Regions from separate parts of the Homo sapiens genome. Here region 1 is linked to region 2. Evidence: read pairs that join two places in POLR2A ChIA-PET (ENCODE). Cell type or tissue: endothelial cell of umbilical vein. All regions are shown on one strand. Each heading gives the region's core, and the rest is flanking DNA. Links, peaks and the distances in the headings are about the cores only. Region 1 holds the start of LOC107985141 (a long non-coding RNA gene). Region 2 overlaps LINC01894 (long intergenic non-protein coding RNA 1894).

What was found. Peaks named below come from ENCODE experiments on the same cell type or tissue, not always from the same donor. Only the 100,000 strongest peaks of a DNase experiment are listed, where the experiment ranks them.
Region 1: POLR2A ChIA-PET joins it to region 2 with 6 read pairs; 2 of 35 experiments call an interaction of 5 or more read pairs at or near these places.

The regions. Positions count from the first base shown.
Region 1 is chr18:25,033,721-25,049,258 of GRCh38, forward strand. It overlaps LOC107985141 (a long non-coding RNA gene), which reads right to left and starts at 10,118. Exons shown (of 3, transcript XR_001753376.1): 1 at 8,721-10,118; 2 at 7,044-7,395; 3 at 4,280-4,877. RefSeq lists enhancers at 3,147-4,998, 14,183-14,763. In endothelial cell of umbilical vein, for the core only: no CTCF peak of the experiment used is centred there; a DNase peak (open chromatin) is centred at 9,141; H3K27ac peaks cover 308 bases.
Region 2 is chr18:24,969,362-24,984,899 of GRCh38, forward strand. The region is part of intron 1 of LINC01894 (long intergenic non-protein coding RNA 1894); the gene reads right to left. Among named protein-coding and RNA genes, the nearest start is that of LINC01894, 11 kb to the right of the region's middle. RefSeq lists an enhancer at 9,791-10,348. In endothelial cell of umbilical vein, for the core only: no CTCF peak of the experiment used is centred there; a DNase peak (open chromatin) is centred at 7,320.

The sequences.
Region 1 (15,538 bases), core at 4,553-12,552, 65 kb after region 2:
GAGGGAGAGGGAGAGAGAGAGAGGGAGAGAGAGAGAGGGAGAGAGAGAGAGGGAGAGAGAGAGGGGGGGAGAGGGAGAGAGGGGGGGGAGAGAGAGAGAGAGAGAGAGAGAGAGGGAGAGGGAGAGAGAGAGAGAGGGAGAGAGGGGGGGGGGGGAGAGAGAGAGAACCACAACATGGAGGGGAGAAACACAGCCTGGAGACAGCTGGTTTTAAATCTTACCTCTGTAAACATTGATGAGGCCACGCTGACCATCAGTCTCCTTGTTGGTAAATGGAGATTAGAATCCATCCTTCTACAGTTGTTGTGAGGATTAAATAATAATTGGGACGTTTCTGGCACAGAGTAGGTACTCTTATTCCTGTGAATTCTGAAAACTGAGATGATTTGTGCTCATGGATAAGCTACCAGATGGTATCACTTTGCACTTACTGTTTCTTTTAGATGCTTTCAACCTGCTATTAAACCTGTGCTGTTGCATCAAATTATCCATTCACTGGCTTCAGGATAGTGAAGAGTTGGGCAAATAGGCTTCTGAGTTACCAGGAATGAAGCACAGGGCACCACGGGCAAGCCTGGACAGGATCCCTAACCCAGTCCTGGACGTTAGAGACAAAGTGAGGTCTAACAATTCCTTGACTCCCTTTCTATACCCTTAAAGATGTACCCAAGGTAATTTCTTTACATTCCATAGTGATTGTTGGTTTTTCTTTTTTTAGTGATTTAAAAAAGGCAGAGGGTCTAAAAGAGCACAGCAGTGGTTCAGATTTTAGCTCAGAAATTGCTTGAGAAGATAACCAATTGACCAATCCCTGTAACCAATCTATCTTCCTACAATAAATGGATCTTGATGAACCTTCCAAGAAGCCCTAAAAATGCCTGAGTCCTAATGAAACCTAACCATTATTCACCTGTGAGAGTCATTCACTTAGGGTAGGCCAGCTGGGAGCTATTTATCATTTAAGACAAGGAGAAACACCTGTGTCATCGGTGTGCCCATGAGGCACCAAAGGTAATTAGGATGGCAGCTGCCCTTCCTGACCAGATGCAGCTCCTTTTATCCTTTCTTTTCTTGATCTCCTTATTCCTTATTTCTCTTCCTAGTTACGTGTCCTGTCTTTTTCTCTCCTTCCAGTCATCTGTGCCTAGAACCTGCAAACCATACCAAGAAGCATGAACCATGCTGTTAAATAGCTTTGACTTCTGTCTTGCAATATCATCACAGCCTTCCTCAATAAATACACAAGGAAAGCATTGGTGGGATGCCAAATAATAGAACAACAAGCACAGTGCAAACCTGGGAGTGTCCCTCTAGTGAGAGAAAATGCAGATGGCCTGAGATTTGGTCCTACTGACCTGAAGAGCAAGCACACTAACATTCAACATTCACTCAACAAGCATTTCATTAAGCATTCGTGCATCAAGTCTTTTCCATCAGACATGGATAATCATAGCCCACAATCTACTGGGGAGACATATAAAAAATAAGTCGTTAAAATGCAGTGTATTGATAACTGTCTAGTCTAACTAAATCCCTGCAGGGAAAAGGGGAGTGGATAGAGAGATAACCTGAAGCCTCTTCTTCAAAGTCACTCCCACTGATTTATTCTGTGGCCTTGGATAAGTCACTTAAAACTGTGCTCCTATAAAATGTGATCAATGACAACTAATTATAGCTGGGTTATGGGAATGACCATGATAATCAACATGAAAATAATTTGAAGTATTTAGGAGGAAAGTGCTATATAAAAACAAGGTATTTTTTGCTGCTGTGTGGTCAATTTTCAAAGACTAACTTCTCCATAAAATATGGGTGTATTCTTTATCTCTTGTTAGCAGATAGGTTCTCTCCCTCTTTTGCATGCTTACCTGCATCCGCTGCCCTTCACGTTGGCTGAGTTTTCCCGTCAGCACATAAGTGAGGGCCTCTTGTGGGCCCCACACTGGGAAGGCCCTGATAATAGGGCAGTGAGTGAAATACATGCAGTTTTAATCAAAGAAATGTCTCTTTCCAGCTATAAACAGAATGTCCTATTTCTGTATGTTGTGTTTTCTTTAGGGTTTTGTGATTTTCTTTGAAAATGTATGTTTGGGCCATAGTGCTGAAGAGCCCAGAGTGTGAAGGCCAGGCAGGCCTGGGATTCACTTTCCTCTGGGTAAGAAACTGAAGGCAAATTGAGCTGAGCTGAGGGCTCGGGAACTGCACACATGGCTGCGGGTTGTGTTTTTGGGGAAGGGGTGCAGGCACAGCACAAATCACACCCCTGCAGGTGGGGCTAGAATTTCCCCTGAAAGAAATGGATGTTCCACTGGGAATCTTTCTGGGGAAAGCTGTGTCTTAGGACTGGAAATGGAGACTCAGGAGGTGGGGCTCGGAGTGGGATAAGGAGAAAAACATCCTCCTTGTTCTGCAGCTTGAGGGGCATGGGAGCGAGAGGCCGGAGAAGCAAGGCACACTCCTGGTGGGGCATAGGCCTGCGGGTGCAACCAGGGACAGCTGTTGATGGACCCGGGGCATGGGCCACGGCCAGCCTGTATAGGTCATTATATGTGATTCACTCGTTCAGCTGCCCCCAAATCCACAAATCTTATTACTTGTTGAGAGCCCATGGGAAATGAAGGGAAATGGTGTGTCCACCATTGGAGATAGATGAGCCAAGGGGAGGGCAGTGGTCTCCTGTAGAGGATGATTGTGCCCTGCTGAGTGGCAATTCCTTGAGGCCTCTTGGTAACAGGCCCAAGGGGAGGAGGTCATGGATGCAGAAAGACATGCAGAACCCATTCCACGCATGCCTGAGCCGGACCCAGAAAGCGATGGGGCGCTTTAATACAGGGCAAGCTAGCAACAGTTCATGCCATTGTAACTGAAATTGTACAGATAATAAGATATGTCCAACAGGTTATGGTAAAAATTACCAGCAAGCCAATCTAATGTATCAAAAAATAAAAATTCGATGGTGTCTTTTTGTGCCCCAACAAAAGAGGTTTCTAGGAGGAACTGGACCTAATGATAAGATTTGAGAGGAGGAACGCCATGGACAGGTGTGAAGGGTTTCCAGAGAGGAAAGCAGGTGAGGCAGGGGCCCACCTGGAGCTTTCCATGGGCTGTGGTGTGGGGAGGTGGCAGGAGACCCAGGCGGCCCCAGCTGAGGAGAGATGGGGTTGAATATGCGACTCGGCACTAGCTTTTTAAAATAAAGTGACTGATTTCCCTGCACTCGCTTCCTTGGGCTGTCTACCTGGGGATGGTGCAGTCCAAGTGGCTCAGTGTCTGGGGAATTTGATCTAAACAGAAAGCCCATCAGGAAAATTCGGCCTCTGCAGATAGTCCACTTATTTCTCATTAACAGGGGTTTGGGTTTGAATTATGTTGATAATTGCCTCAACTCTCCACTTCATTTTGCCTGTAGACACTTACCCTCAGAGGGGTATTTTGAGGATAAATGAGATACAGGCAAAGTGCTTTGAACTCCTGAGATGAAAGGTAGCATATCAATACAGGCCTTCTATTATTAAGATGCTTCAAATTGCCAATACGTGTATATTTATAATACCCATTACAATCATGGGATATCTTTTCTCTCCTTTTTTATTTTTTATAAGAAGAAGGCAGGAAAATCTAATTTTTTTAACCACACTGCTTTTGTGCACTTAACATTAACCTTTCCTTCCAAATGTCATTAGCTGCTAATTAAGATGTTGATTTGCAGATTGTATATCTTGCAATAGAAGTGATTTGTGAACGCTTACTAGGTGTTTATCAACCTACACCACTCATATTGGTTTAGCAAGAGCCTGGTGCATTTTAATTTACTGAGCAGTTTCCCAATTCTCCACTTACTTCTCCATGTGCATAATGAGAAAAAAAAATGATAAGAGAGGAAAAATGGGAAATACTATAAATAGTTGCTAAAGAAAAATACCATAGGAAAGAGTTATGGCTCTAAGTAGGTACTAAAAGACTGAACAGATTGAATTTATTTTCTCTCTTTAATGGGATACTTTAAGGCATAAAATGTGCATGTCGGTTATGTGAGCAGGTGTGTACCTGTATGGATGTGTGCACGTACAAACTGATTATAGTCAGCAAAAGGAAAATGATGGACAGACTTTCTGAATTTTCTGCAATGCACATGCTTTTGTTTTCCAGGGTTGGCCTGTGCCTTTGCCATGCACCTATCTGTAAGATTTCACAAAGAACCTTCTTGCTTCTCAAATCACCCTTAAATCAAAGAAATACAAGAATCATTTAGTTCCTGCAAAGGATTCTGCAACATGGGGACATTTCCACAGGACTTTTTAATATAATTTATGAATATTTGCTAGCAACATAATTGTCTTTTCTGCTGACATTTTCAAAGCAACACTGTGATTTGTTGGGTCTCTGGAGAGTCCAACTACAAAACTGATAATTATATTAAATATACATAGACAATAAAGAGTGTGTTTACATAACTATGCCCATAAATATCTGATTGAACAGTCATTGTTCTCAAACCCCTTTTAAGCAGCTCTCTAAGGATTCCAGTTCTAATGACATGATGGTTTAAAAGATGTTGCTCAGTCTTGTTCCATATTTAATTAACTTTCCTTTTTTAAACTTGTGATGGCAGAGACAATAACAAATAGCTCTGAAAAGAGAAAGCGCTTTGAAACATGAGTGAGGCCTTGTCAGGCTTTGTGCGGCACAGACAGGAGGAGATGGGCGTGTGAGCATCGCTGGCCTGGGACCTCCGGCCCTCCCCTGGGATTCTATTATGAGGCCATTCAGAGCTCTCTAATCCCGTACACCTTCTCTCGCACACATGCATCTGTGTATCCAGGCTTCGTGCACATGCTCTTGCATGTAAGCAGCTGCATCTCTAATGATTTCTTCCTCTGGAAACAAAAAGATGAAAGCAAATTGGAAAACCAGCAAGATCTGAGAAGCAGGAGGCAGAGGCAGGGTAGTGTAGTGGAAAGAACAGGGGGCTGGCCCTTGGCTCTAACCACTGCATTTTAATCTTGGATAAGTGTATTCATTTCTTACTGCTGCCATAACAAATTACAAACTTGGTGGCATAGAACAACACTAAAGTATTACCTTATACTTCTGGCGGTCAGAAGTCAGAAGTGAGCTTCATAGAGCTAAAATCAAGGTGTCAGCTGGGCTGCTTCCTTCTGGAGGCCCTAGTGAAGAATCTGTTTTCTAGAGGTTTCCATATTTCTTGGCTCACAAGGTGTTTCCACCTTCAAAGCCTTCAGTGGCTGGTTAAGTCTTTCCTATATCACATCTCTCTTACCCTGACTTTCCTGCGCCTGTTTTCCTTTTTTGTTTTCTTTTTTCTTTCTTTTTTTTTTTTTTTTTTTTTTTGAGACAGAGTCTCACTCTGTCACCTAGGCTGGAGTGCAGTGGTGCGATCTTGGCTCACTGCAACCTCTGCCTCCCGGGTTCAGGTGATTCTCCGGCCTCAGCCTCCCAAGTAGCTAGGACTACAGGCATGTGCCACCATGCCCAGCTAAGTTGTTTTTTTTTTTTTTTTTTTTTTTTTTTTAGGCTTTTTAGTAGAGACAGGGTTTCACCATGCTACCTGGATGGTCTCGATCTCCTGACCTCGTGATCTGCCCGCCTCGGCCTCCCAAAGTGCTGGGATTACAGGTGTGAGCCACCACGCCTGGCCTGTCTTCCATTTTTAAGTACCCCTGTTACTACACTGGATCCATTCAGCTAATCTACAACGATCCCCTTATCTCAAGATCCTTAATCACATCTGCGAAGTCCTTCTGCCTTTAAGTTAACATATTCACAGGTTCCAGGGATTAGGACGTGGACACCTTTGGGGGCCATTATTCTGCCTACCACAGTAAGTCAACTAATATTATCTGTTAATGAGGGAGGCAGTATGAAGTAGATTTGTTCATCCAACAAATTAAGGTCTGGATGACACAATAGTAAATAAGATAAACTCAATCCCTGTCCTCAACAGAGCTTTCAGTATTAAGGGAGAGATAAGCATTATCCAGAAAAAGTAAACACGGCTAATTTCCGCTGTGTGAAAGGCTACAGAAAGAAGTGTAAGCATGAGGAGAGTGTTTTACAAAGCAATCTGGCCTACCTGTAGGTGAAAGGGGCAGGAGCAGTCAAGGAAGGCTTCCCTGAGGAGGTGACATTAAAACAGAGACGTAAGAAATGACTTGGAGTTATTCAGGTCAAGTATGTGCAGAGGGTGGGCCTGGTGGAGGAGCTGATGAGGAACTTCCAGTAAGAGGGCATAGCCAATGCCCGCATTTAGGCTCGGAGTGTGGAGTGGAGGAACTGAGAAGTGCCTGGGGCTAGCATGTAGAGACAAGAAGAAGAAAGCTTTGCTATCTCATCTATTGAGCTAAGGGAGGCAGTGGGAAGTTAATGCTTACAGGCATTAGCCAAAGGTCAGGCACTGCTCCATGAGGTTTATATGGAGCTGATTCCTGTAAGATAGATACTATCACAATCTTCATTTGTAGATCATAAAACTGAAAGTCAGAGAAGCTACATGACCTCCCCAAGGTAACCCATCTGGCAGAACCAGGACTCACACTAGAGTGTGCCCTCAATCACCGTGCAATCACTGTCCTGCTTCTCAGGCAGGATTGCGGGACCTGGACATTTAACCATTATTCTAAGGGCAATTGGGAGCCATAGAGGAATTTCAAACACTTTAGATGGAGTACTCTGGGTAATTGATTGGAGACATCAGACCAGGGAGGAAGCAGTAACTCTCAGGTGAAACAATATCGGCCCAGTCTGCATGGCAACAGTATGGATGGGGAGAAATGGAGAGATTCAGTAAATATTGAGAGTCAAATCGACAAGTCTTGCTTATTGATGTGGGGTGAAGGACAGAAGGAGGTGTTAAAGATGATGCCCTTGCTTCCAGCCAGATCGTAATAGAAGGAGCCGTCAGTTTTATCCTTCTCAAGCAAAGGGCTCATGTGAAGCTGCGGACGACAAATGTAAACATATGCTAAAACCCTAAAACCAAGGAGGAGCTTCTTACATGAATAAGAAAATAAGCTAGGACTTACAGGTGTGAGTGGATTTCAACTTCTCAATGAAAATTCAGCAGAATTGCTCTGTGGCAGTCCTTCTGCAAGAGGCGAATCCTGCTCACCATCACTGCTATGATTCTGTGTTTGTGCTGAGCTCTTTCTAATTATCATCAATTATGATTCATTTACTTTTAGGTGTCTTGCTTGTCATAATATTATCATTTGTAAGTCTTTCCCTTTGCAGGCTGTGAGAATCTGTTGTGACATCTCAATAAAGCAGTATTCAATCAAGGTGTGAATGAATTGTTAATCTTGTTATAAATAGAAGGTACCATATGTCAGGATGCAAGGGATGTCTCCTTCTTTGTTGCAAACAATGTTCCTGAAACTAAACAAAAGAAGTTTCGGAAATAGCTGGTTCAGCTCACCAAGCTTCCAATTATATAATGGCCGACAAGTCTCCGAAGTGGATTCAGATTTCTGGTAGTCGTCTCCCCACTTATTTAGAATCATCATTTGAAAGAAAAAATTAGTGTCAGGTTTGGGTATCGGAACCCCAGGGATCTCCATTCCTCCTGATTTTGACTGTGGAGTTAGCCTTACAATTCTCTGTGTCTTCTAGAGGCACATCCGACGAGCCATTTGATCAAAATATCTTTTTCCTTCTTTACCTTTTCCCCATGGTGTGCGGATTTAGAAAAATAAGGCTAAACTGACTGAGCTCCAGCCCAAACCAGTTCATGAAAAATATACCGTGAATCTTTTTTTACACGTGCACTCTCAGCGGTGAGGGCTCTGGCCCGCTCTGTCCCTGATAACACATCCTAAATGTGCTCCTCAGCACCTGCAGCAGTGTGTTTTCTGAGGAAAGCCTGCGTGTGCTCAGAGGTCCAGCAAACGCCAGAACCAATAAAGCTTAAATTAGCATCCCATAATCTAGAGCTATTTCCCCGCTGCTCTTCCAGAGCCCTCCCCAACGCCTCCTCCTCCCCCAACTCCTAACCCAATCAAAATGTGTTTGTACCTTGTTCCATTTCTTCAGGGCCTCTCTAAGTGACTAGCTTGTTAGTTCAAGATAAAGTTAATGGCTAATAATATTTCTCCCCCAGTGCCCAGTGGCATTTCCACTGAGGATCAATGCAGAATGGTGGAAAGAGCTTGGATTTTGGCATCAGCCTTGTTTGGGTCCAAGTGCTGGCTTTTCTATTCACTAGCTGAGTGTTCTGGCTGTATTTTTGGGTATTTGTTTGTTTTGAGACAGTTTCTCTCTGTTACCCGGGCTGGAGAGCAATGGCACAATCTCGGCTCACTGCAACCTCTATCTCCTGGGCTCAAGTGATTCTCCTGCCTCAGCTTCCCCAATAGATGGGATTATAGATGCCCGCCACCATGCCTGGATAATTTTTGTGTTTTTAGTAGAGATGAGGTTTCACCATGTTGGCCAGGATGGTCTCGAACTCCTGACCTCAGATGATCTACCTGCCTTGGTCTCCCAAAGTGCTGGGATTGGAGGCGTGAGCCACCATGCCCAGCCTGGCTGTTTTTTCTAAAAAGTTTTTAGAGATTATAGCCCCACCTGTAAAATCGTGATTCATACATCTTGGAGTTGCTATGAGGATAAAAGAAAATAATGTGTGTTAAGCAGCTAGTACAGAAACTGGCCTATTTATTGACAATTGGGCAGAGGCCAGATGCAGCCCCCTGGATACCCACCTCAGCCATCAGTCACACTGACCATCTGGAGACTGGGATTGTCATTCCCTTCTTCTCTCCAGCATTTTCTCCTTCCCCTCTTTTATTCCTGCCTTCCTTCCTTTTATTTTTCCTTTCTTCTTTCTTTTCCGGTGGTTCATTGAGCTCCTGCTGGCTTCAGAAGATGCTGTCTCCTTATTTTTCACTGTTACTAATACAGGGTGCAAAGTGCATCATGGCACAAAATATGAGAAGGTGCAAAGTGCCGTGCCTGGTAAAGAGCCATTTAGAACAATAGCCCTTCTGCCCTATCTCTCCAACATTCACTGTCAACTTGTTTCACAATAGTCATTAAAGACACGAAGGAAGTGTTGATAAGCTCCGTGATTCATTCAAGGGCCAAGGTTAATTTTTATTTATTCCCAGGTCATCACAAACAGAGGCAGATGGTGGTGGCATTTCCTTCTTGCTGGGAGCTCAGATACTATCTGGACAGATTTCAGCAGGCTTTGTATCTGCTACCTCTCAGCGCCACAGTTTTCCTGGATAAAGCCCCAGCCACCCAAACTGCAGACTGATTTTATTTAACCAAGATGACTTGCAGTAAGTAATTGAGGTCACTTGGACCTTGCTGGAGGAAAGCCAGCATTGCCAAGGAGAATGGCTGACATCGTTTATCCTTCAGTGGCTCTTCCTTTAGAGGATTTATTTTTGGTGACCCATTTGGGAGGTAGCTTACTAAGCTGTGACTATCAGTTTATTGAAAAGTGACTTTCTTGGAATTTTACTAGTATCAGGTGACTTTGGGATGGTTTGAAACAACTGGCTGTGGAATCTACTTATGTAGCGCTATAGAAACGATCATAAAGTCATATCCAGAGTTAATTGGTTTCCTGCTACACACGTGTAAGTAGACTATGTGGCTCCTACTTTCAGAGCTTACATTCCAGGTGAAGACAGCAGTCATAGCATATTCACAAATAAAGCCTGAGACTGTAATGTAGTATATGGTTGGTGCATTTGTGGGCAGCGTACAAATGCCAGTCAAGTGCCCATCCTGCTCCTTCAGGCTCACAGAAAACTGAGAACAGCACAGGGAGATAGATGAAGAGCAAAGAGTATCAGCTTTACTCCTGGCTGGATGGAACCCAGTAACTCCTCAAAGCAGAGCTTCCAGTTGGTCTGGAACCAAAGAACAGCTTCCATGTGGCTTCCCCCAAGTAGACTTGGAGGTCTCTCCGGGGAGTTGGGTCTTCACATCAGACTGACCAGCACACTGCAGGGATCATGAGGCCAACTTGGGCCGAGCAACAGACAGATCAGAAAGCACCAAAGTGAGACCAAATTGAGGCCCCAGAATTGGCTCTTGCCTCTGTTAATGTGGCCCAGTGGTTGCCAGCTTCTCCCGATCTTACCAAAAATGTCACTTCTTTTCTGCAGAGAGGAATAAGTAAGAAGGTGAAGGGAAAGGTCAACTGTTCCCGTGCGACTATTACTCCCTCCTGTGAGTGGGGCTGAGTTTTTTTTGTTATGGAAATGAGAGGACCAGAATGAGTATTTGTCTCCAAGTTGTAATTTAAGAACACAAAGCTGGAGATCAGAAGGCATCAAGAATGACGAGACTTAGAAGGATTAAGACTAGGAAGCTGGACATATTCCCCCGGTGGGGCATGCTCTGGCTCTTCTGAATTAAATGTGGTGCTGGCTAGGGGAGGATTGTGGGGTGCCTGGAGCATTCGGTGGCAGTTCACACAACCAGACAGCCTCAGAACCATTCAGGCAGCTGGGACAATCAAAGGGACGAACTATTGGCAAGCAGGAAATAATCAGAGAACCAGGTCAATCAGGAGGCAGGCAAAATAGCACTGAGGAGGTCTGACATCAAGTAACAGGATGGAGCTTAGGTCAGGCTGGGCAGGAGACAGGCAGAAACACAATTGTGGAGAAACTGAAACCCTGTAAGGATACTCAAAGTGAAGCTCAGGAAGAACAGGGCAAGAGAAGGCTCTCTACAGCCTGCGCAACATAGTGAGACCTCATCTCTACAACAAATACAAAAATTGGCCAGGCGTGGTGGTGTACATCTGTGGTCCCAGCTACGCGGGAGGCTCAGGTGGGAGGATCGCTTGAGCCTGGGAGGTTGAGGCTGCAGTGAGCTACAGTTGTGCCACAGCACTCCAGCCTGGGCAACACAGCATGACCTTGTCTAAAAAAAAAAAAAGAGAGCGTGAAGGTGCTCTAAAAAAAACCTAGAGCATCAGTCAGAAAACAAGCCAGAAGACAGTTTTTAGCCCTGAGGCACCAGGTTTGAGGGTATTGCAACGGGACTGATCTGATACTATTAATAACTACAAGCACTAAGGAATTAAAGCTCTAAAATGTCTTAACACAGTTCCTGTAACCCTTGAAGGATTTAATAAACATTATTATTTTATTTTTTGATTTGATTACAATTTTGTTATTTGATTAAAAATAAATTTTATTATTATATTTATTATTTGATTAAAAAGCTGAAATTAGCTTGAGTACTAATTTTATTATTTGATTCTATTGATTTTATTTTTTCTTTGATTAAAAAGGTGAAATTAGCTTGAGTACTAAGTGACGGTTTTCTATTCAAAACCTATTTTGAATGGTGGACTCTTCACCCTTGACACCAAAGGGGTGATCAAATCTGGGTGAACCCAGATAACTTTTGGGCGCTGCTACATTCTGTATCCTTGTGAAATCTACCAAGAAATCTTTTTCTAGCTCTTACTGGCATTTGTTTGGCCATCCTCTCCATGCTCAGGAACCAAATCTTGCCGAAATTTATCTTAAATAGAGGTACCTTAAAGGCAGAAAATAAATAATCCTGAATTTTCATGCCCTGAAGCTGGATATGAGGAAGAGGCAAACCTTAATAAAATGTTTCCAGGGAGGATGGTGATAGTTCCTATCAGGTAAGCATCACCAATATTAATATCCCGTCTCACTGGGTTGTTTTAGAAATCAAACGTGATCATGTGTGTAAAATGCCTAGTGCAATGCTGGCACCCAGCGTGTGTTTATAAATGATTGATGACCTTTCATTTGTTTTAAACCTAAAATTTCTAGGACATACCCTATCACCTCCCTATCTCATTATTGCTACCACACACACACACAAAATATGCTCTGCCACCAGCACATTTAATGATTAGCTGATGTTACAAAGAATAAAAACTGGAATCTACATGATAGAATTGTTACGAAGATGAAATGATTTGTATATGTAAAGGGCTTAGAAGAAAGGACGGCTGACAAGCGGTAAGTGCTCTATGTAAGCGTTAGGTGCTGCTAGTAATAGTAGTAATAGTAGCATCAAACTTCCTCGTTTCTGTGGCTTTAGATCCTACCATACATGATTAAATCAAATCCCAGGTACATTCTGAACACGGTGAAAATTTAGGTTTAAATTTTAAACCTAAAATAGACTTACTACTACTAACTACAACGAAGTAGTAAGTTTATTTTAGGTTTAAAATTTAAATCTAAATTTTCCAGTGATGAATACTACTAATACAAGTCGTAGCAGTCATTGTCATAGTATTTTCTATCAGATGCCCTCTCTATTGCTCATTGCCCTGCGGAGCAGAAGGGTAGATTTCAGAGACGATTCAGGAAGTGAGAAGTTCACTCGTATTGGCAGGAATGGATCCTGCTATGCTCAATGCAGGAACCCACCCCTACATCACCCTCATGTAGTCTAAGACATCTCTCTGGCAACATATCTCATGCATAGTCCACTGCATTTGAACCATGTTCACAGCCATTCCTTTTCCTACATCTATGTACCATTTCAGACTTTAGATGTCATCTTTATGAGAAGTCAGGAGATGAAGAAGGAATCTGGGAGAATTGTATTTCGAGATATTAATTAAAGTGATTCTGGCTGGGCGCGGTGGCTCACGCCTGTAATCCCAGCACTTTGGGAGGCCGAGGCGGGTGGATCACAAGGTCAAGAGATCGAGACCAGCCTGGCCAACAAGGTGAAACCCCGTCTCTACTAAAAATACAAAAATTAGCCGGGCATGGTGTCAGGCACCTGTAGTCCCAGGTACTCGGGAGGCTGAGACAGGAGAATTGCTTGAACCCAGGAGGCAGAGGTTGCAGTGAGCCGAGATTGCGCCACTGCACTCCAGCCTGGCAACAGAGCGAGACTCCATCTAAAAAAAAAAAAAAAAAAAAAAAGGGATTCAGTGATTCTTTAGATGATTGCATGGGACGAGCTTTGCTAGACTGGTGTAAATCTAATTGTTATTTTTCCCCTCTACCTGGCAGATGGTTGCTCGTGAAAGTGATCAAGTCAATTAATAGGAAAATGACAAAGCTATCAGTTCCCTGCACCCTTTGATGTATGATGCTGAGACACCATGGATATGAATGTCTAGGCTTTCACCATTTAACCTTATTCGTGTAGAAGAATCTTGGCTCATGGCCCCAGAGTGGTGACATTTTACTAGCTCCATTAATTAGCATCATAGTTTGGTAATGGTTTAGGGTTCCCAGGGATGAAGCATGTACACAAAAGAACAAAGAAATTTAAATTAAGATCTGGAGATTCTTGTGGTTAACGTGCAGCTGTATGTTCCAATATCAATCGATGAAAACATTGTCAGATATTGTCATACTTTTGGAGCTAATGAGTCCTGGCTTTTTTTCCTTGCCTCTACTCTCAGTACCATCCCCAGAGGCAGGTTCCAGATGTGTCATCGTTGTAGGCAGGTCAGTCTGAGCTCGGGTAAAGATCAGTATTTAATTCCTTTTCCTATTTTTTGTTGACCTGGGATGACAAAAAATGAATGGGTTCATTTTTTGACTCACTGAACCCATCAGTCTCCCTTGCTGTAATCTGACTGATTCCTTCCTTCTCCCAGAATCCAGTCCCCTGTGTCCCATCATGTCCCCATTCTGATACTCCTATGGTCTTTGATCCCCAGGAGTTTGGTTGAGAAGTTCTCAAAGCTGCTGGCCTGTTGGTCTACCTGTCTGCATTGGCTGTGGCCAGTGTGTGGGCTCCTGTGGGGAACCCCTGTGTCCTCCTCAAGGACCAAAGTGTGCTCTTGGGCTGCACTTTGAAATTCAGGAATTTCCAGGTCCCTGGACATGATATCCAGGCAGACCAAACTTTGTCAGCAGGATCCACGCTGCCCAGAGTGTGGGTTGCATATTCGTTCATTAACAACACTTGTCCAGCACCCAGCGTGTACTAGCACTATGTGGGGTGCTAGCAATACAGCAGTGACAAGACAGCCACAGTCTCTTTCCTCTGTAGGGCTTTTGGTCCAGCTTGAAGATTAGGAGCCAGGTTCTGAACCCCCACCTACTCCTTATCCACACACCCTGTTCAGAATGTACCTGGGATTTGATTTAATCATGTACGGTACGACCCAAGGACACAGAAATGAAGAAGTTTCTACTCACAGATCCTGAGAAACAGGAGACAAGGTGCACCACACAGGCCACATGGGGAAGCACCAGGGTTGGTCAGGAGCAGATGGAGCGAGGAGAAAACATGGACAATAATTTATTATGTTTTTTCGGGGAGAATAGGTGAGGCCAAGTAAGCAGGTTAAGCAGGTTTAGCACTGGCTAGTTTGAATAATTGTAGTGGGTTCAGGGGTGCTGGGGCTGTTCCTAGTTGCCGGGTACTAGGCCCCGGGGTGATTAGGGCAGGTGGAATGTGGTCTCGAATATAGAGTCCCGTGGGAGCCCAATAGAGGAGCTGGAGGAGGATGGGCTCCAATCGGTTGGTTTGCATATGAAAGGCGCGCTCCAGGTGAGTCATTTACTATCTCCAGGAATTTTAGCTAGCTCCGGGAGAGGCAGGCTCTCCAGGGTCAGCAAGGCCCCGGATGTCAAAGCATCAGAATTAAAAGACAAGCTTAATACACACTGCTTTGATGACTCTGAAAATGTGACATGAACTGTGTCCTCTGAACCAAAAGACTTATTCTGATAATTTCAAAAAAAATGACAGAAATTCATCTTTATTAGCACACAGGCTGTTTCTTCTGTTTGGGCTTGACAACCTAAAAAACTCCTACTGATTGTTCCTCTGCTAGCTCCTCTGTGAAGCCCTGGCTGAAGTCATGTGTACAGGTGAACACCTGGCTCCTGGACTCCCACAGCACCTTTTAAATACTCTGAAGAAGGGGCTGGATGCAGTGGCTCTTGTCTGTAATCCCAGTATTTTGGGAGGCTGAGGTGGGAGGATTGCTTGAGCCCAGCATTTCAAGACCAGCCTGGGCAACATAGAGAGACCCCATCTCTACTAAAAAAATACAAAAAATTACCCCAGCATGGCAGTGCATGCCTGTAATATCAGCTAATCAGGAGGCTGAGATAGGAGGATTGCTTGAGCCTGGGAGGCTGAGGCTGCAGTGAGCCATGATTGTGTCACTGTACTCCAGCCTGGGTGACAGAGTGAGAACCTGTCTGAAAAAACAAACAATAAACCAAAAATAGTCCCAAGAAGCGTTTCTCATGTGGGTTATTGCTACGTGTTGGTTTCTCTATCTCCTGATTATTTGTTGAACTCATTGGATGAAAAGATGGTATCTTGATTCAATTCTGTGACACTAGTGGCATGCATGACACCTGATAGAAACATTGATGGTAAATAAAATTAACAATTGTTCTTTAAACTCTTTATTGCTCCTAGGCTGCAAGAGCTTTCAGGAACATTCTGCTAATGAATAGGAACTAAAATTTATTGAGCGTGGATGGTGCAGCAGACATTGTGCTGAATGATTCACATCCATGTGCAACTTGGCCTTCACAGCAGCCTTATGTGATGGAGGCCTTTCCCCAATGTT
Region 2 (15,538 bases), core at 4,215-12,214:
TTCTGACACAATTGTGAGGCCTCCCCAGCCACATGGAACTGTGAGTCCATTAAACCTATTTTTCTTTAAAAATTACCCAGTCTTGGGCATTTCTTCATAGCAGTAAGAAAATGGACTAATATAGCGGGCAGTCTTTACATAGGGAGGCCACTGCTTCATGTCCACAAGGGACTTAGGCAGCTTAGGCTATACCTGCTTCAGCCACCAAGGCAGGCATGAAGCACAACAGACATCCAGAGACTTTACCTCCTTTATATTTTTGTGAGTGTTGCCCCAAGCTAAGCTTAGAAAGCTCTATGTCTCATGGCCTATAGGAAAAAGTTGCAGCCTCCCTCTATTTGCAATTGTAACACATAGAAAGAGAAATCTTGCAGAATTCCTCATGCATATTTCCCACAGAGGGAAGGAGGAAATTTGTGGCTTATTTTGTGGGCAGTGTGTTATTTGCCCACAAAAGCATGGTGCAATCTTGCACTGTGTGACCTATCAACAGATAATAAGGTGAAATATTTCAGCTTATGAACCTCACCTTCAATGGTGGAACATACCAATTTGAAGGAAACTTTTAGATAAATAGTTGTCAATGGTAAAATTACTAAAGAATCTAATATTTCTGTTGTTTTGTTATCTTTGGGGCTCACCTGATATTAGAAGACACAACCTTCTAATGCCAAAGCCTCTTCTATATGTGAAGAAGCCAGATGGGGAACTGGGGCAGTTTAGATCAGAGTCAGTATACTACAGCCTGTGGGCAAATAAAGTGTCATTGCAATATAACACAGCCATGCCCATTCATTTGTGTATGGTCTATGGCTGCTTTTGAGTTATAATGGCAGCGTTAAATAGTTGGGACAGCAGTCATATATTTCACAAGGCCTAAAATATTTACTATCTGGCCATTTACAGAAAAAGTGTGCCAATCCTTGGTTTTGATTTTTCAAATATATTCACTCTCTTTCTCCCTTGTCTCTAATAAGATTATGCTTCTCTCACCCGCATTGATGTTGGCTTGCCATGTGACATGCTTTAGCCTCATGGTGGACTAGAGGGCATGTCTGCACCCCTTGACTTAGGGTCTGCAGTGGACCAAACTCAATGTTTCTGTCCACTGGCTATTCAATTAACAAGAATATATGCGGCCTGAGAGAGACTTTGCAAATGAAATTAAAGCTGCAGATCTTAAATCAAGAAAAGTAGCCCAGATTGTCCAGGTAGGCCAAATTAATCACAAGAGCCCTTAAAAATGGGGAAATATCTCTGGCTGGAGTCAGTCAGAGAAATGTGGCAGAAAAGGAAGGTGGAAGAGACTCAGTACAAGGGAAGTCAGAGATATTTGAAGCACAAGAAGGACTTGATGTGTCCTTGCTGGTTTTGTAGATGGGGAGGAAGGCATGGGAAGGAATGTTGGAAGGCACTAGAAGCAAAGATGAGCCCTTGCTGGAATGTCAGCCAGAAAACAGGGACTTCAGTTCTGCAAACCAAAGGAACTGAATTTGGCCAACAATCTGAATGAAATTAGAAGCGGATACATTTCCAGATCCTCCAGTAAGAAGCACAGCCCTGCTAACCCCTTGAGCTAAGCCCATGAGACCCATGGTGGACTTCTCATTTGCAGAACTGTGTGAGATAATAAATTTGTGTTTTAAGTCACTGAGTTTGTGGTCATTTGTTACGACAGCCATAAAAAGCTAATCCTAGGTCTACCTTGCTTTTACCAATAGGATGTAAAGAAACAGGATGCATGAGAGACACCAAATGTGCCTAGGTTTCTACCATTGCCATAAGAAGTACATGATGCAGCAAACCTACTAGTCTAAAGAGATACACAGACCAAATCTGGACCCAAACTGCAGCCTGGAATGGAGCCCAACTTAGCCGAGCCTGGATCAGCCAGCCCCTAGGCAACCCACAGATGCATAAGCAACATGACTGTTTTTAAAAGCCACTGGATTTTGAGATGGTTTCTTATGGAACATTATGGTAGATAAATGATGAATACAGGAATGCATAATAGATTACTTCCATAACGAAAACCTAAAATATGTGGGAGCCGGATAGTAACTGGTGTAAAAGCTACCATAGGGAGCTAGAAAAAAAAAATGGCCAAAAACAAACCAAAACAGAAACAGCCATGCAAACACATGTTGCAGGAGACTGAAAAACTGAGAGCGTATGGTATGACATGAGCATGCACATGTTAACACCATGGCAAACACTGGTAAGCTATTGCCGGCAATAATCTGGAAGGTTGAATGTGTACTTAATGAATTTGTAGATTTGAGGGAGGAGATAGGAAGCAGAACGTTGAAAGCTTGAGCTGTTTTGCCTAGCTGCATTTGACAAACTCTGAGAAGGAGAAGAACTCAGAAAATAGCTGACTATTTTTGCAAGCAAAATTTTGAGGAAATATAGAAAATCCAGAAATCTCAATGTAGAAAATAAAACTGACTTTTTACTTAACCAAGGGTGTGGTCATGATGATAGAGACTATGAAAAAATCAAATCCAACTGCCAAAAAGATATATTCTCAACATAAAAACCAAATCAGAGGGATGGCTGTTCCACACTTTGTCTGAGCTACAAAAGAAATAAGATGGTGTCTAACATGCTTTCTCAGCGAAGCAAAAAGGCTTGTAGGAAGATTAGGCATAGTTCTACAGACATCTAATGAGGCCAAAATACTCCTAGTTGATTCTAGAGAGAGAGGCCTGTCTTGGAAATAACTAAGAGTGAGTTTTGGGCACATGGAATTGACTGGAATCAAATATACAGAAAACCCACACAACTTTTGAGAAACGTACACAGTGGTTTCCTCTTATCTGCAGAGGTTATGTTCCAAGGCCCTCAGTGGATGTCCTAAGCCATGGATAGAACCCAACTATATGTATTCTATGTTGTTTGTTTGTGACGGAGTTTCACTCTTGTTGCCCAGGCTGGAGCGCAATGGTGCGATCTCGGCTCACTGCAACCTCCGCCTCCCGGGTTCAAGCGATTCTCTCATGTCAGCCTCTTGAGTAGCTGGGATTACAGGTGTGCACCACCAAGCCCAGCTAATTTTTATTTTTAGTAGAGACAGGGTTTCACCACATTGGCCAGACTGGTCATGAACTCCTGACCTGAGGTGATCCACCCGCCTTGGCCTCCCGAAGTGCTGGGATTACAGGCATGAGCCACCGCACCTGGCCTCTATGTTTTTTTATACATATATACCTACAATAAAATCTATAAATTAGGCACAGAAGGAGATTAACAATAATAAAATTAAACAATTATAATAATAAGCTATAATAAAAGTTGTGTGCGTATGGTCCCTCTCTCTTAAAATATCTAATTGGATGTAATATTTTTGGGCCATGGTTGACCGTGGGTAACTGAAATCGTGGAAAGTGAAACTGGGTAAGAGAGAACTGCTGTATTGGCAAAAGCACTGCTGGACATAGAAAAGGACTGAAATTGTTTGAGCTATAAACATCCCTTCTCTGAAGAAGCTACTCAGCCTTTAAAAAGAGTTTCTTTTCTTGTCTTCATCAGAAGTAGCCAAAGAAGATGTTGAGAAAAAAAAGAAAAAAGACCTTCCAGAAGGTGGAGCCAAGAGTGGTGGAGAACAGCGGACACAAGGTCTACCCCTAAGGAGCAGAACTGGGGCCTGGAGGAGAAACATTACTAATCCCAGGGAAGGGCTTGGACACTTTTGCCCAGCAGACTTTTCGTCTTGCTGTGAATGAGAGCAGCAATAGGCCACTTATCCTTTCCTTTTCAAAGAGGAGAGGGCCTGTCCCTGTTCTACCATGTGTGTTAGGCAAGGAGGGAGCACATATCTTGCCTTTTCAGTTCTTTGGTCTTTAAATCAACCCAAACTTGATGTGGTTTAAGAAATCATGGGCTTTGAGCCCGATGCCGTGATTAGATGAGGCTTTTGAGGATCCTGAGATGGGGTTTCTCCTACTAATGGCACCTTTGAGTTTGGATTTGACCTTGCAATTTGCTTTGGTCATGTGGGAGACCAGAATATGCCATCCCCAAATATGAAGGATGGTTGGACTGAAGATGATTAGTAAGAAGCAGATACAGGAATGCTGTCTGCCATCCCTCTATTTGCCTTTACTTGTCTAAAAGCAAGACTTAGATTTACCAAGACATGAGGATATCCTGCCCCTCCACCCTTCCCTTCTACCAAAGAGAGGAAAGATAAACCACTGAAGACAACCTGAGATCCTTATTGGCTTTGACACAGTACTAGAGAAATTCACATTTGCTAACTTTGCTAACTAGCCTTTATCTGCCATTTACTTGCCTTCCTCCCAGTTACTTATCCTAGAGTCTCAAAGTCTTTTTATGTCTTGTCATTTCTCTAAAAATTTAACTTTCTTTGTTGAAGATGCTATATAAGCAGAAATTCAAAGCCACTACTTTGAGAACTACTCATTCCCTGGGTGTCTTCCATGTATATATGAAATATACATGTTAATAAACTTGTTTGTTTTTCTCTTGGTAATCACTTTTGTTACAGGGGTCTGTTCCCAACAAAGAACCCATGGGGGTTATTCTTCCTCTAGAGTTAATAGAATGCCATCAGAAGTGACACAAACAAGAGATGTGAAATGTCCTTAGGTGGTTAATCTTATTCTCCTGTGCTTCTTCCATTACCATGATAAGAGAATGCTCTCACTGGTCCACTGGTCCAAGGAAGATGAGAGACATATAGACCAAGCCTGGTCCCAAACTGAAGTTTGAAGCTAAGCCCAGCTGAGCCCAGCTTGAATCAGCCAACTTCCAGCTGATCCTCAGATACTTGATGGTTGTTTTAATCCACTGAGTTTTGGGTATTTGTTACAGCATTACTGTAGCAAAAGCTAATGATACCAGGATTTCTCTTTTCTTCTTTCTCCCAAGAATTTCATTATGAACACCAGTGGTAAGTCCTGTGTTTCCTGCTCTTTTTAATATGCTTCCCAATTAGTCTTGTAACGGACAGACCTCTACTTTGGGAACCAGAATACTTAAATACCAGCTCTGCTGTGTACTGGTTGTATGATCTTGAGCCCATAAATTAATACTCTGTTGGACTCAGTTACCATATCTATGAAACAATGATAATCACCCTAACTTCATACGGTTTTGTAAGAATTAAATGAAACAGCAGATTTCACAAAACAGTGTATTGCCTGACATAAAGCAGGGCCTCAATATGAATTGAGCCTAAATCATTGGAATGAGCTACTGGATGCTTTCCAAGTTTTCTTTCAGCTCAACAATACCATGATGTTAAGAGATTTTTGGTTTTCATCACAATACTTGCTCACTGATGCTTTTTTAATGATGACAAACATTTTGATTTCACTCTTTGAGATCATCCTGACACTGGTAAGATGCCTGGAAGGGTCAACGCATTGACTTAAATTTATACTCTATTGTGAAAGGCTAACACCAGGGCACATTTTAATATCCATGAGAAAGACACAAAATATTTGGGTTTACAAATGAGTTCCTAGCACATATTAGGTCAATGTGTGGAAATGAAAGAGAACATGTTCAGTTAGTTTACAAGCCGGGTAACATCTCTATAGTGGCCATAGATATAGATATCCTAGAGAGAGATATCTAACAGCATGTGTATATTTCAGAAAAGACTCTATAACCACTTCAACAAAACACTGAAGTCTAAAGCACCTATCCAAATAAACTAACAAAAATTATCCCAACAACTCATTTAAATCTTTTTAGAAATGCATTATGTGTTACTAAGTATGGTAAAAATCCTTATATACTAAAATGGAGCTTGAGATTTCTAATTTAAAATCTTTAATTTTTGCATCTTTTTATTCGGTCTTTACTATTGACAAATGTGTGTCATACATAAATTTGCTTCATTTTAGGAAATGGAAATTCATAAGCTTATTTTTATTTTTATTTGTGAATTCTGGGTGCTGCTTGGCCTCTGGGTCATCATTATAAATGGGAAATCTCATAGGTAAGGACTGAGGACATAGAAGGTACCAGAGCTGGGAATAAATCTCTAATTACATTAAATGTCCTGAAAATGAATTTTTTGATTAAGCCCCAGACAACACTACTATTTTCCCCCAAAGATGAATATAAATAGAAACAAACAATAGCAAATAAACAAACATATAATTCAGCTTCTTTAGAGATTCTGTTTAACTGGATTTCAGTTAATTTCAGTTTTGCTGTATTTCCTCACAAAGCCATTTTCCTTACCATAACTCTGTAGATTACCAGAGTGGACTATTTCATGCACAATTTATTGCAGAGACAGGCAGTATTTATCAGTTCCTTCATGGCAAAGAAGAATCATCTGCTTGAAGGCCATCACTCACACTGCTGTCAGCAGAGTGGCAAAGAGCTGAATAATAAAAGAAAAGATCCCCACAAATACTGGATCTGTGATAACTCCATTAATTTGAGAATAAGAGGACTTTTAAAAATGGGGAGAAAATATCCAACCTTTTAGCAGAACATCCTAGATAAGATAGAGCCCAAGCCTTGGCTCATCCATCATTGTTTAGAATTAGCTTTCATGCACTTGACCTTAACCATCACTCTTTTTGTCAAGCCTGGGTGTCAACACAAAAGAAATTGGTTCATGGATGAAAGTACTGAATGAGCATCTGATCACACTTCTTTCAGGCGCTTACCTTCTCACAGTAAGGGATCAATTAAAACCAAATGGAGCAGATTTCTCTGGATATCTGGGTCGTCAATGTGGAATGCTATGGTTTGGGTAAAGAAGCATTTAACTGAGAAGAGAGAGGCTCCTGGCCCGAGCACAAGCAGGCCAGGCATGTATGTCATAAGCTGCGGGATGTAAACACACTCAGCACTGGACACGAAAGGACAAGGACACAAGAGACCGTCTGTCATGTCATTACCTGAATATCTAGCTGTATTATTTATAAACCAACTTGCAGCAGATGTTGTCTTTTTTAACACAAATTCTCCTTCCAGGGCATTATGCATGAGGCCTAATTGTAAATGCCTATATTGTTTCTTTCCCCTACTGATTTATTGTTCTATAGACATCTACATGGGAACGCAGTGTGGAACTGCACTGTTTTCTCTATTAATTATTTTCACTCTTTGATTACTAATTTCAGAAGACAAACTTTTCACTGTTGACCTCCTCAGGAGTGGATTGTTTTACAACGAGACTGTATTAGGGAAATGAGTCCCCAGTGAAAGCAGAAGGGCATGAAAACCTTGTGTCTTATTTACATTAATCCAAACACAAGTTTCTCAGTCATTTCCCTCTTAAATCTTTATCTACTCGTGAAATAAAAGTCACAGACCAGGAACAATGCTTCCACTGGAGTGACGGCAGTTATTGCACAATACTGGAGCTGTTATAATAGAATCAAAGTCTGCAAAAAAAATTACTACTGTTAGACAATAAGACATGTATGCCTATCTCTGTGCCAAAGATGTAAAACCGCCAAGCACTACCCTGGGCACCCAGTAGGTAGGTGCTCAGATATTAGAAGTGTTCTTCAAATTTAGAATCTGACATGATTTCCAAAGTAAGTGTTCGTGATACAATGAGTTACAATTTGGGAGAGCCTGGAATTCTTTCCCAGAGAAGATTTTGAAGGCTTTTGTTAAGCCATGGGATTTTGTTGGTTCTTTTGACCAGACACCCCTCTGTATGTGTAATTGCCCATCCTCCTGCCTACTGGGAGAGAATTGCAGTCCCTGGGAGCATGCAGGGAGCCTGGCCCTTTCCATCCCTTCCCTCTCACCTCCTCTCAGAAAGAGGGCGCACTCCGTACAAGCCAGGACTAAAATGGAACATCCAGTGGCTCCTGGGGGCCATTGTCCTGAGCTCTGGTGGGGAGACAGAGATAGAGATGACAAGGTGAGCATCTGTTGCCTGTTTCACAGGCTGCCCATCTCTGCCTGGGTCTCACACCTTTCTCAGGAGTCCATTTTGTCCTTGGATGAAGTGTGTGCATTGAGAATCTAGAAGGTTGGGACAGACCATCTATTGAACTCAAGTCTCTAACCTGAGCATCAATCCCTTCCATCCTACGTCATTTAAATGACCACCCAGCTTCTGTAGGGATGCCTCTAGGGATGGAGACACACTCCTCCTCAGGCAACAGCTCATTCTCTTTGGTGAGAGCTCTAACAGAAAGTCTTTCATTGCACTAAGGCTTTGCCTAGAGAAGACCGTAGTTTCCACCATTCTGTTCTATCAGCTTTCTGGATCCACAGAGTCCTTAACTGTTCTTCCCTGTAACAGATATTGAATGATTTAATGAGATTGTGCAGGGCTATCAGCCATATTTAATTTCTGTGCACAGGGGAGATTGTTACTTTCTGCCCACTGTGCCTAGTTCCTCTCAACTTTGTCAAAAATGAGCAGAGGTTTTTCCAGCCTGGGGCAGATTGAGTAGCTAAGCCTGGCTAGGGCAGGCAAGGCTGTCCACCATCTGGAGGGAGGATGAGGGCATAGGTAGTATAGAACTAATATTCCAGAAAGAGTTCACATGGATGGTTCATCTTGAAACTTGATTGTTCCCAGGCTGATGTTTCTTATTCTACTCCAGTGGAATTACTTCATTTCAGGTATTAAATATCTGGCCTTGGAGGTCTGCTTCAGTTCTGAAGGACACCCACATGCTCAAAAAGGCTCAAAGAGGCTTTGTACATAGAAGATCTGGTGGCTCCCCTCTTTTCATTGTGAAAGTAGTCACCTGCTCTTTAGAGTAGGGATATAGAGATAAACCATACTGACTCTCAGGGTCCCCAACACTGAAAGACACGGTCACTATTATTATAATCATGGTTGGTTTATTGCTCCAAGCCCTGTTTTTATAGTCAAATGTAGCAACCACACTATATATTCAGGTTCTACCTTCTGTTGCAAACCACTAAGCCATTTTGCTGCAAAAAGGACAACTCTGACTCCCCTGCCATCCAGATGTTGTGAAAGGTATTTCATTTATTTTTAAATTCATCCAATCATTCATCCAATGTCCACTCTCAGCAACATGTGTGAAAACCATGCTAAATATACATCCTCAGTGCCTGCCACCTTAGTGGGTCTGCAGTAAGTTGTCTATTGAGAAAAGCTTGGGTGCTGTAGTCTTATCGTCATTAAAAAGTGGGCAGGATCTATAAATAGCACCCAAATTTTAAACTACTTTTCTGGAGCAAAATGTTTGCTTAGTCTCGCCATGCAATATTTAAAACTATTTATTTTGAAGTAATTATAGATTGGCAGGAAATGGCAATGATAATATAGAACGGTCCTATAGACCGTTCACCCAGGTTCCCCTAATGGTAACATCTTGTGTAACTATAGTAGGACCAGGACATTGTCCCAATGTCAATTGCAGGTCTCACCAGCTTTACACATACTCATTTGTGTCATCACACATTTGCTGATTGTCTGGCATCTTTGAAGAGCTTACTTAGAACTTTTAGAGGCACAACTTTCTCCTAAGAGTCCATTTATGGTAGCTTCTAATTGGGCTAGTTTCTCAAGATCTCAGAGTCAGTATACTCTCTCTCTCTCGCTTTCTCTCTCTCTCTTTCTCGCTTTCTCTGTCTTTCTCAAGAACACAAGCAAATAGGGTTCTGATATGTAGTAGTAATGAAGAGATAAGAAAGTCTGGTACTTGTGGCTATTGATTAAAATCTGTGATTGGACCCAGCATAAAGCCAGGAGAGGGTAGAATTATACTAAGCAAATAGGCTTTATTCCAGAGGCTGAGGAGAACCTCCATCCCTAAACAGTGTGGCAAAAAAAGGAGCATGAGGAAGAGAAGAACTAATCTGTAACAGGCACATGCTGAATATTTCCCAGCAAGGTTCCATGTGCTGGGTGAGGAGGCTGGGAGCCCAGACAAACCCTGCACCGTGGTTCCAGCACTTTTGAGTTTGAGCTCCCTGCTTGCCAAGCTCCTGGTGATCCAGAGGACCTCAGGAAGATCCAGACAGTGGGGAGGGGCGGGGAGAAGAGGTGAGGGGGACTTTTCCCAGCCAAAACCTACTTCAATGGATCAGCCAGCCTCTGAATAGCAGCTTTTGACATCTCAGTGGGTTGTGAGGGAGGTGTGGTCATCACAAATGAAACAGACCACAGGGGGTGCAGGAGACCTCTGCAGGGCCCCTAATCAATTACTAAAAACATGGAGAGGGTCCTTGGAAAATGAGTGAAGGAGACAGACGCATGCTGACACTCAGTGGTATCGCTGGGCACCAAAGGAGAAACTGGGGGATTTTCAGCTTCACAGAGGATGGGGTGATTGTTTCCTTTCATCAGCCGTTGCCCTCAGAAAACAAAACAAAAACCAGAAGAGAAACATTGCCTATGGAAAAAAAATACATATAGAGGCTGAAAAGGAGGAAATAAAAGGAATGAAATTTGCTTTTACGAAATAATTTAAATAGTCTTGAATGCCCAGAGGGCCCAGGCACTATATTATGTGTTACAGAGAGGTTGCTATCTCCCAAAGGGGATATGAAATGGGAGATGAATATTATTAATCATCCCTATTTGCTATATGTTAGGAAACTGAGAAAAAGTGAAAATGAGTGATTTTCCTTCAGATTCACATGCTGTGGCAGCCACAGGGCTGGGATTGACAGACAAAAGCATGACGCCCTGCAAAGCAGAAGAGACACCAGCAGGCTGTGGGGGCTCATGCAGTTGAATGCAATGATGCCCAGGATCCCCATAAGCCACCTAGCAGCGGGGTCGTCTGCTGCCTGAAGTACCCTGTAGGAGTGGCTGGGGACTCCTTTGCTGGGTCATGTCCACCAGCAGTTCACCTGCTTGGCTTGGGCTGGCTCGAGTTCACTTAAAGGGACTTTAAGGGATTGGGTTGATGTTGAACCTCATTGATCAAACTGAGATTACAGGGAACAGACTAGAACATCAGATTCACTAGACAGGAACTATCTATTTAGTTTACTTCTATATCCCCAGGACCTGGAACATTGCCTGGGGCCCAATCCGTATGTGTGGGATAAAGGAACAGATCATATTGCCACTTTCTCGGTGCTGGTCATGGTGACAGGCACTAGAAACAGAGAGATGAATAAGTCAGCCCTTCCTGAAGAATTCTGTGAGCACCTAAGAGGTGTTATGAAGGGGTAGGGAGGAGGAAGTTCTTTGACCAAATAAACATAAGAAGTTTGGTTTTATTTCAGAAGGATTTCTCATAGACTTCAATAAGTGAATATGGCTTGTGAATTCCCAAGAGGGGCATATATTTGCATCCTTTCTGAAGTATAATTGATGTTAAAAACCCACTCCCTGTTCTGCACACACCTTTACAGTGTATACTGGGACTGGTGTTTGTTCCTTGGGGAAAGCATGGCACCTGCCCTTGAGTAGCTCCTGATCTCTTGGTAGCCACTTCCATCCAAGGTCTGCCAAGCAATAACTCGGTCTTCCATGCTCACTGGTCTGAGAGATGACTGGATCACTGTAAGACCACGACTGCCAACTACTTTACCCCAGACATTTTTGCCTACTGTGGTCCCTAGATAGTCGTTACCTGGATTCCCAACCCCAGGCCCTGGAACATATGGGTAGAAGTCCTAATCTCCTAAAAACAGTCAGTTCTAAATCTATGCATGTGCTCATGATCTGATATTTAAAGCTGAGATAGACTCAGAAACCTTGAAGACAGTTCTGCTCTCAGTAATTCTGACCTGGTAACACAAAGTCTAAATCCTGCCACCATGCCCATCATCGACACAGGGATGAATAACAAAAGAAAACCGCTCTTTCAACCCCACAGCCAGAACATGCCTTCATAAGACAGAGCCCAGAGTTTGCAACGTGTGGCGTTCAAAGTCCCCACATTTCAGCCTCGATCTCCCATGTGGAGGGCCGTGCATTCTCTCGGGCAGTGGACTCTACCCTTGCTGTAGTCCGAATAAATCACCAGTGCCCTGGTACTGAAGGGAGTTAATTGCGTTTGGAAATACTCCAGGTACTGAGGTTGGTTTGGTCAAAGACGTGGGCAAGGGTAGGGTAACATATGCATCCACTTTCATGAAATACACGTTAAGAATAGTGGGCTCTGTGTTGCCTAATTTATAATGGATCCCACACACACTCCTCCCTGCCTTCTTTTCCTGGCGAAGAATGTGAGGAACCATGGCAGTATTTTTCTTTTAGGTATAACAGTCTGTCAGTATCAAATTCTCTCAGTCAGTGGGGAGCATATAGTGTTGATTTACTGAAAATCTGGGATTATGTCTGCTCTGTGGTGAGTAGATTTAAGAGAGGAGAGGTAAGGGTCTCGGAAAGGTGAGGAAAAACACAAATGAAAGCTAGCAGGGAAAAAATAGCTTGACAGTTAAGATACAGTGCAGCCACCATCAAAATCTTCTAGAAAGAGAAGCCCAGGAAGGAACACACTCACATACACATGAACACCCATGTACATCCGTTTCAAGTCCCATGTACTGGAAGGTTTGCAACCTTTTCAATTAACCCCTTTCTCTTTGGGGCACTCCGGATGTGTCAATGAAGGCTTAAATACTGTCATGTTTCACGCTGGAGAGAAATTGTGACAACAGACACAAAGTTTTGTTTCAGTTTTTAAGAACTGGCTTAAAAAAAAAAGATTTGTGGCGAGTAAAGGGAATTCTTTTCTTCAAGGGCCCTTTGACACTTGACTACATTCCTGGACCTTTTTGTCACCAACATTTCATTATCCTGATCATATCCCTAGCCTCCTGCTCTTTCTCTCCTTTGCCTCAAAATAGCTGTCACCCTGTGTTACTTTACCCCAAGACTATTCCCTAGGAGCACCTCAACCTTCCCTTTCTTCTTTTACTCTTCCTCCTCTTTGTCCTGTTTTGAAGTGGAATACAGTAACTAAATAGAATTAAAATGTGGGGAAAATAACACAAACCCTGTGGCAGTATCTGGGTGCTTTTGAGAAGAGATTTTGGTACCTTTCTCTTTTCTGGGGCAAGGCTCCCGGCAAGTGCTGGGAAGGATAGAGTCGTGGAAGTGGTGGCAAGTGGGTGACGGGAGTTCTGGGGTTGATTTCACCCCCTTCCTGCTCCCTGACCCTCACTATCTTCAAGAAAATTTCCTCCGAGGCTTCAGGGTGGTTGGCAGGGGTGCAGTGACTTTTGTCATCAAGCATCCCAGCACTGATGCTGTGACTCAGTAGCTCTAGAAGAATCAGATGAGAAAGGCAAGCGCTGAGGCTCCCATCCGATAGCTACAAGGGATTCAATGTGTCTTTCTGAAGGCCACTGGCAGCTGCAGAAGTGAAGGATGTTGGGGATGGGGAAGGACCACACTTGTAAACCCCGATTGCTGTGGCCACCAAGAGACACAGGCACTGCTGAGTGTCTCAGAGCTTGAAAAGAGAGATGAGGAAAAAGAAAAAGAGGAAAGAGGGGATAAATAATAGTAAAGAAGATGCCACTAGCATTCTGTAACTCTAGAAAAGAATACAGAGATATCCAGTTGTGAATGAAGCAACATTTTGTCTCTTTATTTTATTTAAATTATATATTCTTCATCTGCATACTTGGGGTTCCTGTGATTTTGCTAAGTGGACTGTCTTAGCCTGTGACTCTCCAAGACCTGCCTCCGAGTTTAGGGCAGGGGTCCTCTGTGAGGAAGCCTGGGTTCTGCTGTTAGAAGCTGTAAAGCCAGCCTGCCTGTTGAGTCACCATGTGCCTGGAATAACCCTGGTTTATGCCTGTTGTCTCTGAGTGATTATGACTAATACCCCCTTTCACTAAAGTGTCCTGATTTTAATGAGAAATTACATAGTCAGTCTACATATAGACAAATTAAAGACTTCTTTTAATAGGACTATCAACCACACCTCCCACGTTCATTGAGACTAAAAACTGCCTGAAAAGAGTTACTGCAAAATGAAATTCCAGGGCAAAGAATAACTCCTTCAAGATCATTTCTCCTCCTCAGAGACAAGTGCAATTAGACCTCAGAAGAGGCTCCCGTTCACACATACTTGGGCCCTATTTGGATGGTATTTCTCTCTCCCTCTCTCCCTCATTTTTTTTTTTTTTTTTTTTTTTGCACATGGATCCAGCTATTCAAAATGGCACAAGAACCTGGTTGTGACCAATGTCATTCACAAAGCAGCATGACAATGACAAGTGTAATAGCGAAATCCTACATAATAGTGGACCAGCAATGGGGCCCACAGGGCTGGCCAGCTTGGGGTTCATAGAGGGCCCTTTAAAAATTTAGCCTTAGGGGTGCCTTTCACTTTATTATCGAGACCCAGAAAGAATGCTAGGGCCTATGAAAGAAACAACTGCAACTCCTCTCAGATTCTCTTCATACTGCATGCTGCAACAAAGCCTGCCTTTTTTACATTTCAAAAGAGGCTGCTTTCTCTTTAAAAAGTAGGAGCTACTTGGTCTGATGCGGCTGCCTTTATCAACCATGAAGTTCCCAGCAAGGTGCTGTTAGTGCCTGATTAAACCTCATACCAACCCATGTCCCCCATGGTAACCCAGAAGACATCCGCTGAGACCCGGAGCACTGATTCAGTTTAATTGCCCAGGCTCTCTGTGATGACCGGATTTCTTGTCTCTCAAGGCCTGGAATAGAAATCCATGTGATCAGATGAACTATCCGGGTGTCTTGACAGATCTGAAATATGAATATGGATATGGTGTTGTGCTCCGCAGTGACTTATGAAACCCCAACGGTAAAATATGATCTGCCATTGAAACAATTTCAGCAGTGTGTGCATGATTCACATAAAACTCATTTTCTAGTGGAACACTAATTATTAATAAATCAGACCAAAAATGGAAAAACAATGTGTGTATACATACACATGTAAGATGTACACATATGTATAAAATATACATAAGTATATATTTATACACATATATTTCTTTACCTGTATATAAAAATATATAGGGCCCCATTTAGACTGTATCGGTCTTTGTATTCTTGCTTTTCTTGGACTAATAAGATCATAACAACTTGTATTTACAAAGTATCCTACTCCAAGGAATTTGAACATTGATAATATCTGGTTTATTCACCCTCTTCTGCAGGGAATGAAGAAATAGATGGTGTCACCTCCTTTAATTTCCTAGAAAGAGAAAACAAGGCACTGATGCAGCCCGCGATGAGCAGGAATGGGAACCTGCAATCTCCTGGAATCTGCAACACATTGCTGCTCTATCAGAAGAAGAAATGCAAGGAAGAAGTCAGATAAGATGCTCTAACAATCCTTGGGTCACTGGATTCCTCCTAGAACCTCCCTTCCTTCTGGAAAGCCATCAAAAGTAAAGGCACTGGCCCTATAGGACCACAGGGTCACTTAAGGAACATTACAGAGCAATGATTCTTGACCTTCTCAGCTTCAAACTCCCTTCTAGAAATTGCACCCCCTTCCCCACCTCACACTATTTGTTCCAAAGGCTTTTATCTACCAAAGTTGATGGGGGGGCTCTAAGAACAGCTTGAGATTTACTGGTCATACCCCAGAGTCCCTGTGCTGACATCGACATCTTTCCCATCCACACAAATTATCCGTCGTTAACA